2 separate regions of the Homo sapiens genome follow, and region 2 is linked to region 1. Evidence: chromatin loops called from intact Hi-C (ENCODE). Cell type or tissue: mammary epithelial cell. All regions are shown on one strand. Region 1 overlaps SKAP1 (src kinase associated phosphoprotein 1). Region 2 overlaps SKAP1 (src kinase associated phosphoprotein 1).

Region 1 (5,000 bases):
TAAAGCACTGTATCTTTTCCAATCTGATCTCCCTAAATCATGCAATAGACTTGTTTCCTTTCTTTGTGTTTCTCATTTGTCCAGCTCATTGAATCGTATGGCTATTTACCTCAGTTAGATAGAGAAACATGGTGCTAAGGAGACGAAGGTGACCTGGTGCTAAGGAGACAAGGCTTTATCCCAAGTGGGTTGATTGGCGTGCAGAATTCAGTTCTGTTCCATGTCTAGTTGACTGCTTCTCTACCCCTGGCTAGTTATTCTGAGGGGATGCATGCTTCTTAAAATGGGGGGCTGAGTAGGAAAGAGTGGGTGCCTCAGCAGAATTAAGCTGTACTGTTGGCCGGGCTCAGTGGCTCATGCCTGTAATCCCAGCACTTTGGGAGGCTGAGGCGTGTGGATCACCTGAGGTCAGGAGCTCGAGACCAGCCTGACAAACATGGAGAAACCCCATCTCTACTAAATATACAAAAATTAGCCGGGTGTGGTGGCAGGTGCCTTTAATTTCAGCTACTTGGGAGGCTGAGGTAGGAGAATCGCTTGAACCCGTGCTTGAACACCACGGAGGTTGCAGTGAGCCGAGATCACACCATTGCACTCCAGCCTGGGCAACAAGAGCAAAACTCTGTCTCAAAAAAAAAAAAAAAAAAAGCTGTACTGTTGTAAACGCCCTGCAAAGGCCCTTATACAGAGTTGATGGGCCAGAAGTACCTCTATGCAAAGAGGAACATAAGTAGTTTGGATATGAAATGGTCTCTCCAACAATAAGCCATTCTACTTTCAGGAGACTATGACCTAGCAGCTTGGAGATTGAACTGTGGCATCAGGAATGGAAAAGAAAGCTAGTGTGGCAAGAACAACTGTCATATTCACAGGACAAGGTTTAGGGCTCTCCGTCTTCTGCTTCTTGCTGATCTGGGTCACCACATTCTGCCTCCTATTTCCAACCTACCTTGGTGTTTCCCACCCCCAGCTGAGTTGTCACTATGTGTTGAGGAAAATCATCTCCATAACAGGAATGATATTTGCCACTGTTTTCACTTATTCTAGATAGAAATGTTATTTCTCACCACAGAGGAAGACTTTTTTCCCTCTTATCAAAATCTGTCAGTCTATCCACACAACCTGGAGAACAAATGTGTTTTTTATCCCTCTGTGAACAAACACGGCTCAGCACCTGCACAGCACTCAAGGGTGGCCAGACCTCATCCTGACTCTGAGCCAACTGCTGCTCTTGGAGAGAGAAAGTAAAAATGATTGATTCTACATCTTAATTAAGATAAACAAAGAGGGACATCAAATAATGGCCCTGACAGTTTGAAACAAACTAAAAGTACAGCTTAGCATTTCATAAAATAAAAAGCGTTTGATGTGAGGATGGCAGTTTAATAATTTGTAAATATCACTGGCTTAGTATTATAGCTAATCCAAATATTTTCATTTCTCATCATAAGTCACCCTCTGTTGATGGCTTGTCCTCTTCAACTTACAGCTTTCACCCTCGAGCCTTCAACAGAGGCAGAGAGGAGAGGAACAGAAAGGATCACAGGTTCTCTCTGGAATGTGAATTACAGCCTCAGCTTCCTTTATACTTTCTGATTCTGAATATTCACTAGAAAATACCACTGACCAGCCCAAAGGATGTATTGCCTTCTTCTTCATCTCCTCTAAAACATATCAAACTTTAATTACAGCTTCCTATTAGCTTCTGATTGTTTCTTCTTCTTTAATTTTTTGTAGAGATGGGATTTTGCCATGTTGCCCAGGCTGGTCTCAAACTCTTGGGTTCAAGCAATCTACCCACCTTGGCCTCCCAAGTGCTGGAATTACAGGCATAGGCCATTGCACTGGGCCTGATTGTTTCTTAATTAAGAGAAGCTGAACTTTCTCCAGTTCCTTTTTTTTTTTTTCTCTTTTTCTAAAATTAGAGGCTGGGCTCACACCTGTAATCCCAGCATTTTGGGAGGCTGAGGCAGGCAGATCACTGGAGGTCAGGAGTTCGAGACCAGCCTGGCCAACATGGTGAAACCCTGACTCTACTAAAAATACAAAAATTAGCCAGGCATAGTGGTGCGTGCCTGTAGTCCCAGCTACTTGGGAGGCTGAGGCAGGAGAATTGCTTAAACCTGGGAGGCGGAGGTTGCAGTGAGCTGAGATTGCGCCGCTGCACTCCAGCCTGGGTGACAGAGTGAGACTCTGTCTCAAAATAAAGTAAAATAAAATAAAATAAAATAAAATAAAATAAAATAAACAGATGGCATTCCACTATGTTGGTCAGGCTGGTCTCGAACTCCTGGGTTCAAGCAATCCTCCTGCCTCAGCCTCTCCAAGTGCTGGGATTACAGGTGTGAGTCACTGCACCTGGCCTCTGGTTTTTAAATTATAGAGAAATAAAAAAATTGAACCACCATACTAACTGTAATGTTCCTACAGTACTGTTTTTATATCATAATGAAATAGTCAGCTATAGATCTATATCTAAAATGTGTTTTATTGCCCTAATGCCCTCTGAAGAAGGGTAGCTGAAGGGTAGGGGTATTCTTGTTAATGCCTATGTCTACACTTCCTTGGGTGGGTATGGAGGAAGACAAGCAGAAAGCTGTGATAATAATTATAAAAAGATAAAAGTGGAAACCTCTATGTTGGCCATAGCCTTGTGATTTGGCTTTTGTGAAAAATATTCAGGGAAATAGTAGGGAATTTTAACAATTGATTTGGAATTCCCCAGGGTGCAAGCCACAACATATATCTGCGAAAGCAGAACCGAAGGAACACCATTGGGCAGACGGAGGCTTTGGGCTTTTTAAAAAGGTATGTAAAAAGGGAAGGGTGAGGATGCAGACGTGTCAGATCAGCCTGTTGTGAGATATGACTCTGGACTCAGGAGAAGACCATTTTCTCATGGCCTCCCCATTCTTTTTGCTAAGGTTCTTAACAGAAATTTTTTTTTTTCCTGCTGTTGGATGATACCAAGTCCAGGCTCGAGACCACACTGGATGGACATGACAGGCAGGGGCCCACAGAGGGAAGCTGCAGTTCAGATAATTCTCCACAGGGAAGCAGTATGAGATCAGGGTTTAGATAGAGGCAGCCCCAGCATCACCAGCTCTCCCTGGTTCTAATTGGAGACAGTTTTCCTCCTTTCCTTTCACTGTGTAAGATAAGCACCAACAGGGCAAGCTCACCTTTCAGGAGAGCCCCTGAGCCTAACTGCAATCCTCCATGTAGCCCTTTACTCCCAGGCCTGTTCCTCCTCACTTAAACAGCTGGCTTTCAGCATATTGCTTTGTTTATTCCATCTCTGACCTATGCATTATCTGAAGGATGCCATAAGGGTTCAACATGCCCACCTTTGTGAAATTACCTCATTCTGAGCTGCTGGGTTCATACCACTGACACAGAGGGGAAACCTGCAGAGGGAAGCTTAGCAACATGTCACACACATGTTGTTCTTGGCAGTATGAATTCCGGTGACTTTTGACATTTCTTAAACAGGAGTCAGTTATATCTTTCCTACTCTGAGGAAAATGGTGCCAGCTACAACTTGATCTTGTTTGAGTTATAGAAGCAATACAACTTTATAGACAAGACTCTGAATAGAGAGCTTACAACTGAGATTCTATCTTGACAACATCCCATTGATAGAGTGTGTGATAACTGCAAAGCCACTATTTATCTTACTTGCTTATGAAATTGAAATAACATATTGCTGATAAGTCTTAAGAACTAAGTACCCTATGTCCACTTTGCACAAGCACCCAATACTGTGAATATACTTTTTTTTTTTTTTTGAGACAGGGTCTCACTCTGTTGCTCAGGCTGGAGTACAGTGGTACAATCTCAGCTCACTGAAACCTCCACCTCCTGGGATCAAGGGATCCTCTCACCTCAGCCTCCAGAGTAGCTGCGACTACAGGTGCACACCATCATGCCAGGCTAATTTTTGTATTTTTTGTAGAGACAGGGTTTCGCCATGTTATCTAGGCTAGTCTCGAACTCCTGAGCTCAAGCGATTCAACCACCTCGGCCTCCCAAAGTGCTGGGATTACAGGTGTGAGCCACTGCACCTGGCCTGAATATTCATAAGAGATAAAATTTTGCCCTCTCTTTTGTCAGACATTCTCTAGAATGCATGTTCTTTCATGGACAGATTGGCAAATATTATAAGTATCAGATTCAAAACTTTCTAAGAAATTTAAATGTTGAATTCTTCTAATACAAGAAGCAAAAATTCCATTTTCAGCGTTTCATGTGTTGAGAGTGAAAAGGGGGAATATAAGAAAGAAGTGAAGTCCAGATTTCCTAAAGTACATCTCAGGTAAGCCTCTCTCTTATCACATATTTTATTTTTTTACCTGAAATATTTCAGAACTTAAATGTTTTTGTCAAATTTGAAAAAGGTGTGTGGTATTGACTTCTTCATACTGATCTCATTTTTATTTTCTTTATAGTCTGTCCAAATCATTTTCAGGCCCCTTAAATCAGTTACCTTTCTTCTAGGGACAATCAATAGAAAGCAAGCAAAAAGAAAAAAGAGTGAGACCTGCCCTCTCAGTGGTCTCCTGGGTAACTTTATCTCCCAGACAGGATGATGCAAAGATGAACAGAAGAGGGGTTTCTGAATAGATTTCCAGTAGGATTGCTGTCAAGATGGGATCAGCTGCAATGGTGCCAGATAAAAACTGCAGGAGACCGAGATGGGTGGATTGCTTGAGCTCAGGTGTTTGAGACCAGCCTGGGCAACAGGGCAAAACCCCATTTCTACAAAATACACAAAAATTAGCCTGGCCTGGTGGTGTGCACCTGTAGTCCCAGCTGCTCGGGAGGCTGAGGTGAGAGGATAGCTTGAGCCAAGAGGTCGAGACTGCAGTGGGCTGAGATTGTGCCACTGCACTCCAGCTTGGGTGACAGAGGAAGATATTGTCTCTAAATAAATAAATAAGAAAAGGTTAGGTAAAGGTAAAAATTATATGGAGTCCACTGCAATATCTCTTATCCAAAAG
Region 2 (5,000 bases), 120 kb after region 1:
CTGCAGAGAAAGCATTATCTAGGTGAAGAATGATGCCGATTGTTTTAGCTACTTCTTTTGAAATTGTGGAATAGAACACAGAATCTTAGTGAGTTAAGGGAGCAGTTTTTGTTAATATGATGTGGATTTTTTAAAAAAAAATAAGTTTAATTTGGCAGAATATATAGACACATTCTTCTATAGCAACCAGGAATTAATTTGAAACATACATCTCTTTTAACCTCTGCTCTTAGGCTCTTACCTCATTAAATCAAAAAGTTTAAAGATAATCACATAGGCTGGGCGTGGTGGCTCACACCTGTAATCACAGCACTTTGGGAGGCCAAGGTGGGCGGATCACCTGAGGTCGGGAGTTGGAGACCAGCCTGACCAACATGGAGATATCCCGTCTCTACTAAAAATACAAAATTAGCCGGGCGTGGTGGCGCATGCCTGTAATCTCAGCTACTCAAAAGGCTGAGGCAGGAGAACCGCTTGAACCCGGGAGGCGGAGGTTGCTGTGATCTGAGATCGCGCCATTGTACTCCAGCCTGGTAAAAAGAGCGAAACTCCGTCTCAAGGAAAAAAAAAAAAAGATAATCATATAAGGCTTTTAAAAAATCTAGTTTTCATGCAAAATACTAGCTTTCATGCAAAATTTAAGAAGAAAGGCCATATATGGCTTTTTTAGTAATAAGCTAGTTAATAAAGCATCTAAGGAAGGAGAAAATATGTTCATTGAACATCTGACTTTTTAAAGGGCTAGGCATCATCTTCAAAATTTAATTCTCAATAAATTATAAACTTTAATTGTGAATTTTTATACAAAATATTATTTCTTAACATACCTTCCCAATAAAATTTTGTCACTCTCTTCACATTATGTTGTAAATTAATCATTGTCCTTACTGATTCTAAGTAGAAAAGTAACTTGTAATGCCTTTTTAAAAACTACCTCATGATTTTAGTTTGTTTTTTAAAAGCACTTTTAAAAAATAATTACATTCTTGTTTTAAAATACATTTTCTTTAATTTTACCTTTCAGCATAGTTTATTATATTATTACAGCTTTAAATAACTCGATAACATTTATACAAGAATAATCATATTAACTTCTCTGTATGCAGGTTTTCTGATTTAAAATATAAAATTTTATTATTTTTGTTGAATAGGCTTACTTTTTATAATTTCTTTTTACATGCTCTCTGGATATGCTGGACTATGAAATGATAATTTAAGTTAACATCTTGGAAATCCAGGAACTTGCATATAACAAACTTATTAAAATATATTTCAGAAACTAAACTTTAGACGATAACATAAAATATCTGCTTTTATCATTTAAAAAATGACGAGCATATTTCATTTTAAAAGGATAGTAAAAGTTTCTTAATCAAAAACTTCTCAGGGATTTTTAACCACAAGGATTTACTGCAAACCTGCTGCATCTGCCAGGCCAGTAAAACTTGCCAGCCCACCTCAGTCAATACCTCATATCAAGATGCCACATTTTAAAAATCTTCCTGATCAGGTAAATATTATAGAATATATCCTTTTCTAACTCTGCAGATATAGCTTTCATGGAGACATTTATGAGCGCTGAAAGAATTGAGGGAAAAATAAAACCCACACTACTTTTTAGGGTTTTAAAAAAATTCTTTATTGGAATTTCAATAATTCATTTAGCAGAGTGTGCAAAAAATTTCATAGAAATCTTTCCTTAATTTCACACTTTTGCCATATATTGAAAATCATACCCAGCATGGTCTTATATCACTTGGACTGAAAAATATAATATGTTAGAATTATTATGAGTGATAACATGGGTAAGAGTTTAAAGAACATTATAACTAAATCGGACAGAATTCAATTTTTGCCTATTCTAGATAGGAAAAGTAAACTTAAAGTTGTGAAACCTTTTACCTAGGTTGTGGCTTCTGCATTGCCAGACCAGGACCTCTGCAATGTTCTGTACAGTGATTCATACTGTAACAGCCATAATTTCAATATACAGTATCTCACCCTGTAACAATCATAAGCAAACTATGAAATGTGTCACAATTACTTACTCAACTGGCAGAATTAACCAAATCACCACTTGTGCAATTTCAGCTGTTTGCCTTAAATAACTTCTTAAAAACAAAAAGAAACAACAAAATGTAATAATGTAAGAAATAACATAAGTATGTAAGAAGCAACAAAAAGGCTGACAGAAGGCCAGCATTAAATAAAAATGTAAACGCTCTGAAAGCTTATGATTTATGTGCCTTCACAAGTTAGTCCTCATTTATTTTTGCCAGATCTAGTTAGTGGAGTAACCTAGCCTTCCTAACTGCACTGGAATTGATAGGAACTTTTCCACCATTTGTCCTAAATTTCTTTGCATCTGATAGGCAAAGTCATTATTCTTTCATATACCTTTTTATCTCAATTAGACAAAGCTGAGACGTTTTATATTGCTGGAAAATGTTTTTCTGCTGGTAAGACAAGCCATATATATTGCCTCTTAACACTGAATGAAACATATCTAACCAAATTAATATATTTAGAGTTAGGGAATTACATTAAAATTTAAAATTTTATCCATGGAACAAATATGAAAGCAGTAAAAAGTTTTCCCTGTTTAGCTCCTTCTAATGTATCTCATCCCAAACAAATAGGGAATTTTAATGAATCCAAATTAGGGGGAAAACATTTAAAATACTAATACTGTCAAATTTAAGTAAATTTGCTATTTTTGAGAAAGCAAACATGTAATAGATTCCACATGAAGAGCTCCTTGAATCATCCTGATGTTTCCTAGGAAAATTAAGGCAGATGTTTGCTTTATAGATGAAAGCATTTGCACACACAGAGCTAGAAAGCAAAGAAGGTAGAAGTAAACTGCCTTACTTTCAGTTTCAATTATATGATAAAAAAGTTATATTTAAAATAAGATACTTAACAGGTACTCAGATGCAGTTTCCTAGGAAATTCCCTTCTATCCTACACTTTGACAAATATTCTGATACCCCAAGAGACCCTGACACCTTCTTATAGCTACACAAGTTAAACTTCTGCAAACAATTTCTATATTATACTGTTATCAACTTTAATATTCAAAAAAATTAGTCATTGTAATTTCCCTAATAGTGCTAAAAGAAAGAGCACAAAATATTAAGCTAATTAATAAATTCTGTTTTAAAAATAAGTATTCTAGAATGAACCTTTTCCCAATAGCCAAGTAAAGACAGATCCCTTCAGAGAGCTTTGTGAAAATATATCAAGTAACTTAAAAACAATAAAGAATGTATACCCAAGAACAATCACAACTTTTTGGTGACCAAAGCAATTGAAATATGCATAGTAGTAAATAGCACAGGTATAACTAAAGGCCATCTTCTGCTTCTCTACTCAGATAAGAATGTTCCAGAGTTTTTATAAAAATCCACAATTTTATCTGTCTCATGAAAGCACGGCCTTTACATTAAAAAAAAATCAGGCCCAGCAGGTATCTAAGAAATCTGACACAGATCAAGAAATCAAGGTAAGATTGCCTAACCTGATTATAGTTAAATCTCAAAAATGTTATATCAAATTATTATTTTTTAAAAATACATACAAATTAGATCATTCCTATGTAGATCCATAAATGTTTTGCTATTAAGATGTTTGATCTGTAGGTTGGTTAAATTTTGTCTTCAGGTGCTCATAGGAATGTTAATACTAAAAATTAATATTAATAAATAGCTGAGATTAAAATTTTATTCACATATCTTAAGGGAGAAGCACATAGTTTAATAAAAGTAAATTGATTTCCTTATTTAAAAAAATAATCATAATCTCTTAAAGTTGGGGAGAAAGAAGAAAAATTAGTCAAAATTATGAGTTTCCTAATTAATATTTGATCATTGTATATTCTCACTCACTTCACCTGCGACTGACCCCTTTTCATTTTGTTCTGCTATGTCTATATCATTCTTCTCTTACAATTCCTCAATTAGTATAATATTCAGTACTCCCTTTTGAGGAAAAAAGGGCAATATTTAATATTAAAAATCATGGTCTCAAATTTATTCCTAGAGTTCCCAGAATAACTAAATAGGACCCCATATTTTCATCAGAATGTGATTTGAGCATAAAGGCAATCTACCTTAACCATTACTCAAGTTTCTGAATAGCCTGAAACAAAACAAAACAAAACAAACTAAGGGATAGTGTCTAATTTTAATCACTTTTTGCATTGCCATCTAAGACACATTAATAGCAACTTTTCATTGATTCTTGTCTAGAGATCAACTATTTCAAGGCAGAAGGGTTACTTTTAGTAGTCTCCTAGAAAACAAACATAATTTTTTGCTACCTGTAAAAATTTATTCCATAGGCAATTCACATGAAGACATTTGCACACCAGTTCAGTGTCTTCTTCAGCTATTTGCTACTTACTTAGAACTTCAATATCTGAAATGTGTCCACCATAGAAGGAATGCTACAATAATAAGTTGTAAAATAATTGTAAAACTGGTAAAATTAATATGTTGTAGGAGACAGAGGAGATCTGATTAAATATGTTAGAAATGCTAACCACATCCATTTGTAATTGGCAAAGAAAAAAATATCTGTGAATTTGGCTTAAAATTCATATTTAACACACTCCCTTTATTTATCTGTTTAGGAATACAAACCCTCAAGATTATAGTTTTATTTGTCCTCCCTTTAACTTGTGTAATAATAAGAACATATGAAATGATTTTAAGAAAGTAATATTTTTGAGGTTTTAAGGAATTAATAAAAGAACAGGAATTTCTCATATCTGAGTATGCGTATGCGTACGCACAGATACATATAACAGTTTTAATTTTTGAATTCACTACGTAAGCTCACATGTTGAGAACTTACATATCTTAGCCTTCCTCTTCACTAAAGCAAAACAAAATAAAAATCCAGAAAAGCCCAAAAGTAGTATTTCCTTTTACCACGAGAGGGAGCTAGAGAATTCTGATCTCTTTCAAGGTCTATAAAACCCTCTTAACTGCTACTTT

The links. Hi-C counts contacts between places; a loop is a spot of excess contacts. Peaks named below come from ENCODE experiments on the same cell type or tissue, not always from the same donor. Only the 100,000 strongest peaks of a DNase experiment are listed, where the experiment ranks them.
Region 2: it touches region 1 in a loop (4-fold over the local background); 10 of 110 quality-filtered maps call a loop at or near these places.

What each region holds. Positions count from the first base shown.
Region 1 is chr17:48,212,722-48,217,721 of GRCh38, forward strand. All of the region lies in intron 4 of SKAP1 (src kinase associated phosphoprotein 1), which reads right to left. Among named protein-coding and RNA genes, the nearest start is that of MIR1203, 59 kb to the left of the region's middle. In mammary epithelial cell, a CTCF peak has its summit at 3,049; no DNase peak of the experiment used is centred here.
Region 2 is chr17:48,331,142-48,336,141 of GRCh38, forward strand. The region is part of intron 4 of SKAP1 (src kinase associated phosphoprotein 1); the gene reads right to left. Among named protein-coding and RNA genes, the nearest start is that of SKAP1-AS2, 39 kb to the left of the region's middle. In mammary epithelial cell, a CTCF peak has its summit at 4,938 (motif pointing right); DNase peaks (open chromatin) are centred at 2,000 and 4,940; H3K27me3 peaks cover 422 bases.